Linked DNA regions of Homo sapiens: region 2 is linked to region 1. Evidence: read pairs that join two places in POLR2A ChIA-PET (ENCODE). Cell type or tissue: GM12878. All regions are shown on one strand.

Region 1 (5,000 bases):
ACTGCTGTCGCTTTAAAGTTTGTTTTATCTGATATACGAATAATTACTCCTGCTTGCTTTTGGTGTCCATTTGCATGGAATATCTTTTTCCACCCCTTTAATTTAAGTTTATGTGAGTCCTTATGTGTTAGGTGAGTCTCTGAAGACAGCAGAAATTTGGTTGGTGAATTCTTACGCATTCTGTGTCTTTTAAGTGGAGCATTTAGGCCATTTAGAGTCAATGTTAGTATTGAGATGTGAGGTACTGTTCTATTCATTGTGCTATTTGTTGCCTGATTATCTTGGTTTGTTTTTTTTTTTCATTGTGTTATTGCTATATAGGTCCTGTTAGATTTATCCTTTAAGGAGTTTCTATTCTGGTATATTTCAAATATTTGTTTCAAGATTTAGAGCTCCTTTTAGCAGTTCTTGTAGTGCTGGCTTGGCAGTGGCAAATTCTCTCACTATTTGTTTGTCTGGAAAAGACTGTATCTTTCATTTATGAAGCTTAGTTTCACTGGATACAAAATTCTTGGCTGATAATTGTTTTGTTTAAGGAGACTAAAAATAGGACTCCAGTCCCTTCTAGTTTATAAAGTTCCTGCTGAGAAATCTGCTGTTAATCTGATAGATTTTCCTTTACAGATTACCTGATGCTTTTCCCTCACAGCTCTTAAGATTCTTTCCCTTGTCTTGACTTTAGATAGCCTGATGACTATGTGCCTAGGCGATGATCTTTTTATGGTGAATTTCCCAGGTGTTCTTTGAGCTTCTTGTATTTGGTGTCTGGATCTCTAGCAAGGCCAGGGAAGTTTTCCTTGATTATTCCCTCAAATACGTTTTCCAAACTTTTAGATTTCTCTTCTTCCTTGGGAACACTGATAATTCTTAAGTTTACATGTTTAACACGGTCCCAAACTTCTTGGGGGCTTTGTTCATTTTTTTTTTTTTTTCTATTTTCTTTGTCTTTGATGGATTGGGTTAATTCAAAAGTCTTGTTTTCAAGCTCTGAAGTTCTTTCTTCTGCTTGTTTGATTCTATTTCTGAGACTTTCCAGTGCATTTTGCATTTCTCTAAGTGTGTCCTTAATTTCCAGTTGTGACTGTTTTTTATTTATGCTATTTCACTGGTGAATTTTCCTTTCATATCCTATATCATGTTTTTGATTTCTTTAATTTAGACTTTACCTTTCTCTGGTGCCTCCTTGGTTAGCTTAATAATTGACCTTCTGAATTATTTTTCTGGCAATTCAGAGATTTCACCTTGGTTTAGATCTATTTTTGGTGAGCTGGTATGATCTTTTGGAAATGTTAAAGGACCTTGTTTTGTCGTATTACCAGAAGTGTTTTTCTGTTTCTTTCTCATTTGGGTAGACTACATCAGAGGGAAGATCTGGGAATCAAGGGCTGTTGTTCAGATTCTTTTGTCCCACGGGGTGCTCCCTTGATGTGGTATTCTCCCCCTTCCCCTAGGAATGAGGCTTCCTGACAGCCAGACCTCAGTGATTGTTATTGCTCTCCTGGGTCCAGCCACCCAGTGTAGCTACTGGGCTCTGGGCTGGTAGTGGGGAGTGTCTGCAGAGAGTCCTGTGATGTGATCCATCTTCAGGTCTCTTAGCCATGGATACCAGCACCTGCTCTGGTGGAAATAGCAGGGGAGTAAAGTGAACTCTGAGGGTCCTTGGTTGTGTTTCTTGCTTAGTGTGCTGGTTTTGTGTTGGTTGGCCTTCAGCCAGGAAATGGCACATTCAAAAGTGCATCAGCTGCAGTCCTATAGGGAGGATGCAAACATGCCCTAGGGACACCTGGTTAAGTATTCAGGTTTCTCAGGTGGTGGGCAGGGCCATAGAGCTCCCAAGAGATTATGACCTTTGTCTTCAGCTACCAGAACAGGTACAGAAAGACCACCAGGTGGGGGCAGGGTTAGGTGTGTCTGAGCTCAAAACTCTCCTTGGGTGGGAGTTGCTGCAGCTACTGTCAGGGATGGGAATGCGGTTCCCAGTCTAATGTATTTATATTCCCAGGGGGATTATGGCTGCCTCTGTTTAGTCATAGGCTTCACCCCACTCCCACTCAGCCTTCAGTCCTAAAGACTAGTCTCACTCCCACCATGTCCCCTCAACAGCACTATTTCCAGGCAGCCGGTGACCAGGGCTGAGAACTTGCCCCAGATCATGAGCCTCCTTGTTGAGAAAGCAAGCCGACTCACAGTTTTTTGGCGTGTCAGGGAGTTTGCAGAGGTGATCCAGTTCCTTCAAAGGGTCTGTGGATTCTCTCAGCTTTCCTGATATATTCCTGCCATACTTCTTGGAGCAAAAGTTCATGATGTGAGTCTCCACATGCTCTGTCCATCAGAGTGGGAGCTGAAAGCTAGTCCTGCCTCCTACCTGCCATCTTAATCCAGTATCCCTGGCTTAATTTTTTTTTTGTTATTTGTGTAGAGACAGGAGTCTCCCTATGTTGCCCAGGCTGATCTTGAACTTCTGGGCTCAAGTGATCCTCCCACCTCAGCCTCCCAAAGTGCTGGGATTACAAGCATGAGCCACTGTGCCCAACTTGAACCCAGTCTTAAACCTGCAAATTCCCTCAGCCATAACCACATGAGAAAAATGAGTGAAGATACCACCCTTGCTGAACCACAGATCTGGCCTCAAAAGAACCAGAGAGTGTGGTGGTGTGGTCCAGCCAGAGTCCAGGGGCTGCCCTTTCGACAGATTAGTTAGTGGCAAGCTGATTCGGTGTGTTGGGTATCTCTATCCCTCCTCCTCCTGAGTCAGCCCAAGCTCTAGGTGCTTGGATTTCTTCAAAAATTATTGCTGATTTTAGCTTTGTAAACTGCATAAAGCTATGGATATAAACAATACAATAAAAAGTCCCAATAAATATTTTGGCTCTAAGCATCAATCTAATTCGTTTTCAATATTAATCTAAACATGAGAAAAGAGAGGACAGGGAAGGTCAAATATTCTTAGAGTAACTCATTGAAAGACAAAAATATTCTCAGATAGTCCAAGTAATTACTCAGAGAATTTTTGCCATCACAGTTCTAGGCATGATCTGAAGTAAATTATTTGCTTCTATTTTTTTAATCATGAAATAAAATATAGTCATAACTATGATTACCTCTATACAAACTCTAAGGGGAATTCATGTTATCTGATGTAGCTGAGCAGCTAAGTTCTTGTTTCACCAGTAGGCACAGAGTTTCTCTAGAGAAATAACTGTCTTTGTTTAAACAACAACAACAACAAACCTAACTAACTGCTTGACAATGGAAAGGAAGGCCTTGAGTGCTTGGATTATAAGGAGACAGCCTAGAGATTAGTAAAGGGCCCCTAATTTTAAAAAAGGAATGAAAGTTCATTGGAAGGACTGAAGGAAAATAGAATAGGAAAAGCCAGGGCAGGATCAGAAGATCTATTTGGTGAAAGATTTTTTTTTTTTAAGAACAGGGAAGCTTAATATTAATTTTTAAGTTATCTACAGTATGATCCTGGGCTGAAACTTGCCTCTCCCTACTCCCTACTCACCAGTAAAATCTATTATACAAAGCTACTTCTGTGAGTCTGTATGGAGGAGGTCAAGCATACAGTTACATCCCACTTCAGAGTTCAGGCTGGGACAAGGATTATTACTTCACTTTCTTTCTGAAGTGTAACTTGTAAAAATTGGCACTGATGGAAAAAATATCTAGCCCCATTTGAAAGTTTCCCTGCCCTTCCTCTTGCAAGCAGGGGAGAGGTACTTAGTTAACTAACGTCTAAATTCTTCATAGGCTGCAGTTTGGGGGGAAACGAAGGAATAGACAGAAAGGAAGAATAAGTGGTTTTGATTTTGCTTCCTCCCTTTGGTGGTGGAGAGAGCTAGCTTCTGATAGCATGGCATCTGAGGAAGGCTGTAGTCTCTCAGACCATCCTCTCCTTCACTGTCCTTTCCTCTTTATGCTCCTTCTTCCTGTAGTTCTAGAACTTTCCATCCACTGATGCATGAGCCCCAGGGCAATGGCAGCTGCACTGAGAGGCAATGTTGCTGCAGCAGTTCACACTTGCCTTGCAAAAGGCTTAGATGTCACCTTGTTATTTGCCCCTCACCCAAATAGAGGGAGGGCCACCCATATCAACAGGTGTGTCCACTAAGGTGCTCCACCACCTTCCCTTTCTCTGCATAAATCCTGCTGTTGAATATAAAATGTTTCCATTTGAAATTAAAATCCTGTTACTTTTCCTATCTGATTTACCCTATTTCAATTTTCGTGACTTTTTCCCGTGAATTTGTTCCATTGTTCATACTGTACACCCAAAGATTTTATTGACATAAAGACGATGTGCTTTTCTTGTTTAAAAGCTTAATAGCTTCTATAGTAAGGAGATTAGTTTGGTTGATTATTATAACAAATCACATTGAAATATTTAAGATAGTTACTTCCTTGTGTCTCAGAAAACATTGGCATCAATAAAAATTATTGGAACAGAATCATTTAAACCTTGTATCTTTCCTTTATACATGTCTGATCTCCACGCTAGGTTCACAGATGGGGAAAAATGATATTATATTACATACAAACTTTCAGCATAATAATGACAACAATGACATCAATACTAGCCAGCATTTACTGAGCTTTTACTGTGCTTCAAAAACACTGCTAAGTCTTTTATACACTTAATCTTCTCATTTAATCCTCACCACAACCCTAAGGAAAAGTACTATTTCCATTTTTCGGATAAGGAAGTTGAATTTCATAAAGGTTAAATATTCAGTCACTGTAACACAGAAGGAATCTAACCGGGGCTGAATAACTCTCCTTTAACATAATTACAAGTTAAGTCAGTCTGCTCAGATCACCAAAGCAGAAAATCACACTACAGCAAGAAGAAATCAAAGGTATGAAAAGGAAAGCTATCAGAATCAAAGCATCTGGAACAATGACCTAAATATAATAGCTAAAACCATAAAACTCTTAGGAGAAAATGTAGAAATAAATCTTCGTGACCTTGGATTTGGCAGTTGATTCTTAGATGTGAC
Region 2 (5,000 bases), 180 kb after region 1:
AGGCTGGTCTCGAACTCCTGACCTCAGGTGATCTGTCAACCTCGGCCTCTCAAAGTGTTGGGATTACAGGCATGAGCCACTGCACCCAGCCTATTCCTAAAATTCTTATAAAAATTTACACTCTATACTTAAAATTATCTCATACATACTTGGTGGGTCAGCATTTTCTTCTCCAGTGGTATCTGAAGTTGACAACAGCTATGAAACAAGAGAAAAGTTAATAGGTAAAAGCAGATATCCCCAACAATCTGAAAAGAACAACACTAAAATAAGCTTACTTTAAGTAAATGTATATGTTCTTTTGAGAACTGAGTGATTTATGACCTTTGCTTTGCTTTCTTTTACCCTAATCACATAGATTTCCTTAAATTTCATGTCATCCCAAATTAGAAATCAAGTATTTCTCTAGTTTCAGGAAAGTAGAAAAATGTATCAGTGGTTTCTCATTTCATTTGGAAAATAAGATTTTAACTGGGTTACTCTCCAAGGGTCTCAGCTCCTAACAAGTTATTTTTTGTTTGTTTTTCTGGAAAACAGCAAAGAGACACTAAAGATCCTTCTCCAATCCCATCACAAATTTGTACAGTGGCAGCATAAATGATTTTTCAAAATAGTAAAAACAAAAAAACAATCTTTTTTAAAAAGCCCTCAAAAATCAAGTTGGTTACAAAAGTAAAAACCAAAGATGTCATTAACATGGATGAAAGTATGTACCTACAATTAATAAAAGAGAAATAAGCATAACTTCTAATATAGGTTGGTACAAAAGTGATCACGGTTTTGGCCATGACTTTCAATGGCAAAAATCATGATCACTTTTATACCAACCTAATAATATTTTTGTTATTATAAAGCAGAATTCAATGTTGTTAATTTTAAAAATGTATTTACCTGTTCAAGAAGATGAGGATATCTACCTTGAATCTCATCAACAAACTCTTGGCCTTTCATTCGTATCAAGAACTCACACCTAAAACATATGAGGAAAATTATTTTTTAAAATTGTTTCATATCAAATATAACCTGATCATTCTAGAAAAATGGCTTTCAAATCTTTCATTGTACTCCATAGTAAAAACATTTTACGTCACAACCCAGAACACATACATATCTAACAGGAACAAAATTATCATAAAACAATATACATCCTTCTGTGTGTTATATATCACGGTATTTTCTAATTCAATCCATTAACACAACAACAAAAAGAAAAGCGTCTGCACCTACAAAGGGGAACAAGTTGACTCCTGAAGAACACTATTATACACAATCTATTTTGTGCTTAAAGTGAACTACTTAACAGTTTCAGATACTATTAACTCAGTATTCCTAAAATGTGATCTTTCACAATACAATAACTGCTCATTTTTCTTCAATGTTCACTCTTCCATTACATTTGAGCCAGAATCCACTACCTTCCCTCCAAAAAATATGGAATCAAATATTTTTATCTATATATAATATGACAGTGTTTCTCAAATATTTGTTTTTAAACTGATAGGGCTTCTCAAAGATGTTCCAAGAAGTTCACATACCATCTATATCTATTCTATTCCTTTTGTTTCTTCAATAAATGATACTATACAACAGAATATTCATATGTTAAAAAAAAGGAACACTGACCTATGCCCATATTATATGCAAAAATAGTAAAAATGGATCATATACCTAAATATAAAACCAAAAACAATAAAACTTCTAGGAAAAAGCCTTGTCTTTATTTGTCTTTACATTGGGTAAAGAATTATTAGACAAAAGACCAAAAACATATTCCACAAAAGATAAAATTGATAAATTGACATCATCAAAATTGAAAACATCTGCTCTTCAAAAGACAATGTTAAAGAAATGAAAAGCCGCAGACTGAAAGTTTGCAAGAGTGACATCAGCAAGACAGCAGACTAGGAGACATCAGCCTTCTTCCACCCACAAAAAACAACAAACAGACAGCTATACACAAATACAGCTCTGGAAGAACTCACTAGCCCAATCAGCCTACAGCAATAAAGGGAAAAAAAAAAAAAAGGGAGAATAACCACACAGAAAGGACTGCTGGGAGATCTGCTTAGCAGAGACATCTGGAGATGGCTAAGAACAAGGGGTGAGGGCTACCTGTATCAGTCATGTGGTGAGTGCCATTACAGTCCTCAGTGGCAAAGACTGCTAGGCTCCTCCCCAGAGCAGGTCCCTGGAGACCTCCAATAACCCTCAAGATAGCCACAGACTTCCTGCAGGTTTCACAGTGAAGGACCCTATAGTGTTCATTGATGCCAACCCCAGTAGCCTACTTTGCAGAGGACACTGACAGCTTTCACCATTAAGGTAACCAGCACCCATTGCTGCTGTGAACCCCCTGGAGAGGGAGACACTACTGCACTCCTCACCCTGAAAAAAAGCAGCTCTTGCACTGCCCAGACAGTGCAGCCCCTAACCCCCACATATGCCCCAGACCCCAGAGCCACAGCTGCTTCACATGTACCTTCATGTAAGACCTTTGCTCTGTGGCTGCTCTAATCACACACTCTCCAGATCCCAGCTCTCTGGCTGCTCTGCACACCTGCACTCCGCACCCAACTCAAAGGCTGCTCTACGTGCACCCACATCTGAGGCACTAGAAGCACCACTGCTGCAGGCTAGTCAACATCCTGAACCCAAGACCCGCTGTCTTTCTGCAAACACTTGCACTCCAAACCTTGGCTCTGTAGCTGCTCCACAGGTGTCCACGCCATCAGAGACATCAGTGCTGCCACCTCCACCAACACAACAAGCCCAAAGCCAGAACCTGTGCCAAGAAGAATCCCCTTGGCCACAATGTCTCCCATGGGAGAAAAAGTGATGAAGAGGTCCCCAGCAGCCTCTGCCACTATAGACTAAAAAAAGCCTTGCTGCTGGTATGGATACCTGCAGCCTTGGATGTTGAGGACCCCTGCAATCCTCACTGACAATGATCTGGGCTAATGGAGCTGCATGGAGTTCACAATGCTGGGCCTTCCACAGAGCCAGAACCACCACACCTACTGGCTGGCGCCCTCACCCTCACCCTCACCCACAGGCAAAGATCTTTGCCCACAAAAAAAAAAACAAAAAAAACACACTAATCTGTAATGTCTAGAAGTAATTCGTCCATCAAATACACAGATAACACAAGGCCACAAGAAACAGAAAGAAAAAAAAAAAAAGAAACGTGACATTAGCAAAGAAACTCAGTAATTTTCCAGTAATCACCCACAAAGAAATGGAGATCTATGAACTAACAGATAAAGAATTCAAAATAATTGTTTCAAGCAAACTCAGTGAGCTACAAAAGAACACAGATAATGAAATAAAAAAATATATACAAACAAATGAGAAATTCAACACAGAGATAGGAATAATAAAAAGAAACAAATTCGGGAGCTGAAGAACATAACAACAAAAAATGCAATAGAGAGCATCAATAGCAGACCTGATCAAGCAGAAGAACCTGTGAACTCAAAGGCAGATCATGTGAAATTATCTAGTCAGAGGAGAAAAAAAGAAAAAAAAAAGAATAGTGGAGAAAGCCTACCTGAATTATAGGACACCATCAAGCAAAACAATATTTGCATTTTAAGAATTCAAGGCCAGGCACGATGGCTCACACCTGTAATCCAGCACTTTGGGAGGTTGAGGCGGGTGGATCACATGAAGTCAGGGGTTCAAGACCAGCCTGGCCAACATGGCAAAACCCCGTCTCTACTAAAAATACAAAAATTAGCTGGGCATGGTGGTGCACACCTGTAGTCCCAGCTACGTGGGAGGCTGAGGCAGGAGAATCACTTGAACCTGGGAGGTGGAGGTTGCAGTGAGCTGAGATCATGCCACTGCACTCCAGCCTGGGTGACAGAACAAGACACCATCAAAAAAAAAAACCCAAGAAAATGAAAAACAAACCCGAGAATTCAAGAAGGAAAAGAGAGAAAGGACAGAAAGCTGATTTAAAAAAAAAATGCTGAAAACTTCATAAATCTAGGGAAAGATATCCAGGTACAGGAAGTTCATAGGACCCCATAAAGATTCAACCCAAAGAAGACTTCACTGACACACATTATAATGAACTGGCAAAAATAGAAGATGAAAGAGAATTTTAAAACTGTAACAGAAAAGAAACTCATCTTCTACAAGAGAAACCCTATAAGACCACAAGTGGATTTCTCTGCAAAAACCTTGTAGGCCAGGAGAGAGTTGGATGATATATTCAAAGTGCTGAAAGACAAAACTACCAGACAAGAATATGTATCCCAGCAAAGCTGTCCTTCAGAAATGAAAGAGATATAAACAGTCCCAGACAAACAAAAGCTGAGGGAGTTTATCACCACTGGACGCGCCTTACAAGAAACGCTGAAGAGTTCTCCAAGCTGAAATGAAAGGACACTAATTAGCAACATGGAAACATATGAAAGTATGAAACTCACTGTTAAGATAAATATATAATCAAATTAATAATATACTAAATTTGTAATGGTCATGTGTAAATTACTTAATTCTAAAATACAGGTTTTTAAAAAAAAGTATTAAAAATAACTATAGCTTCAATAATTTTTTCATGAATACACAATATAAAATGCAAATAATGACATCAAAAACATAAAATATGTGCAGGAGGGTCTGAGTAACAGTACAGTTTTTTAATGCAATTGAAATTAAGTTGTTAGTGCTTGAAACAGACTACTATAACTATAAGATGTTCTATGTAAACCTCATGATAGCCACAAAGTAGAAACCAATAGTAGATGCACAAAAGATATAAAGGAATCAAAGCATACCACCACAGAAAATCATCTAAACACAAGGGAAGACAGCAAGAGAGGAAGAAACAAATAATCTGCCAAACAATCAGAAAACAATTACAAAATGACAGAAGTCTTTACCCATCAATAGTTACCTTGAATGTAAATGGGCCAAATTCTCCTATCAAAAGATAAAGAGCAGCTGAATGGATAAAGAAAACAAGATTCAGCTACAGGTTGTCTACAAGAGAC

Evidence for each region. Peaks named below come from ENCODE experiments on the same cell type or tissue, not always from the same donor. Only the 100,000 strongest peaks of a DNase experiment are listed, where the experiment ranks them.
Region 2: POLR2A ChIA-PET joins it to region 1 with 6 read pairs; 3 of 35 experiments call an interaction of 5 or more read pairs at or near these places.

What each region holds. Positions count from the first base shown.
Region 1 is chr11:102,536,247-102,541,246 of GRCh38, reverse strand. No RefSeq gene overlaps it. Among named protein-coding and RNA genes, the nearest start is that of MMP7, 8.0 kb to the right of the region's middle. In GM12878, no CTCF peak of the experiment used is centred here; no DNase peak of the experiment used is centred here.
Region 2 is chr11:102,358,866-102,363,865 of GRCh38, reverse strand. It overlaps BIRC2 (baculoviral IAP repeat containing 2), which reads right to left. Exons shown (of 9, transcript NM_001166.5): 4 at 892-970; 5 at 150-198. Among named protein-coding and RNA genes, the nearest start is that of BIRC2, 14 kb to the right of the region's middle. RefSeq lists an enhancer at 2,366-2,415. In GM12878, no CTCF peak of the experiment used is centred here; a DNase peak (open chromatin) is centred at 2,175.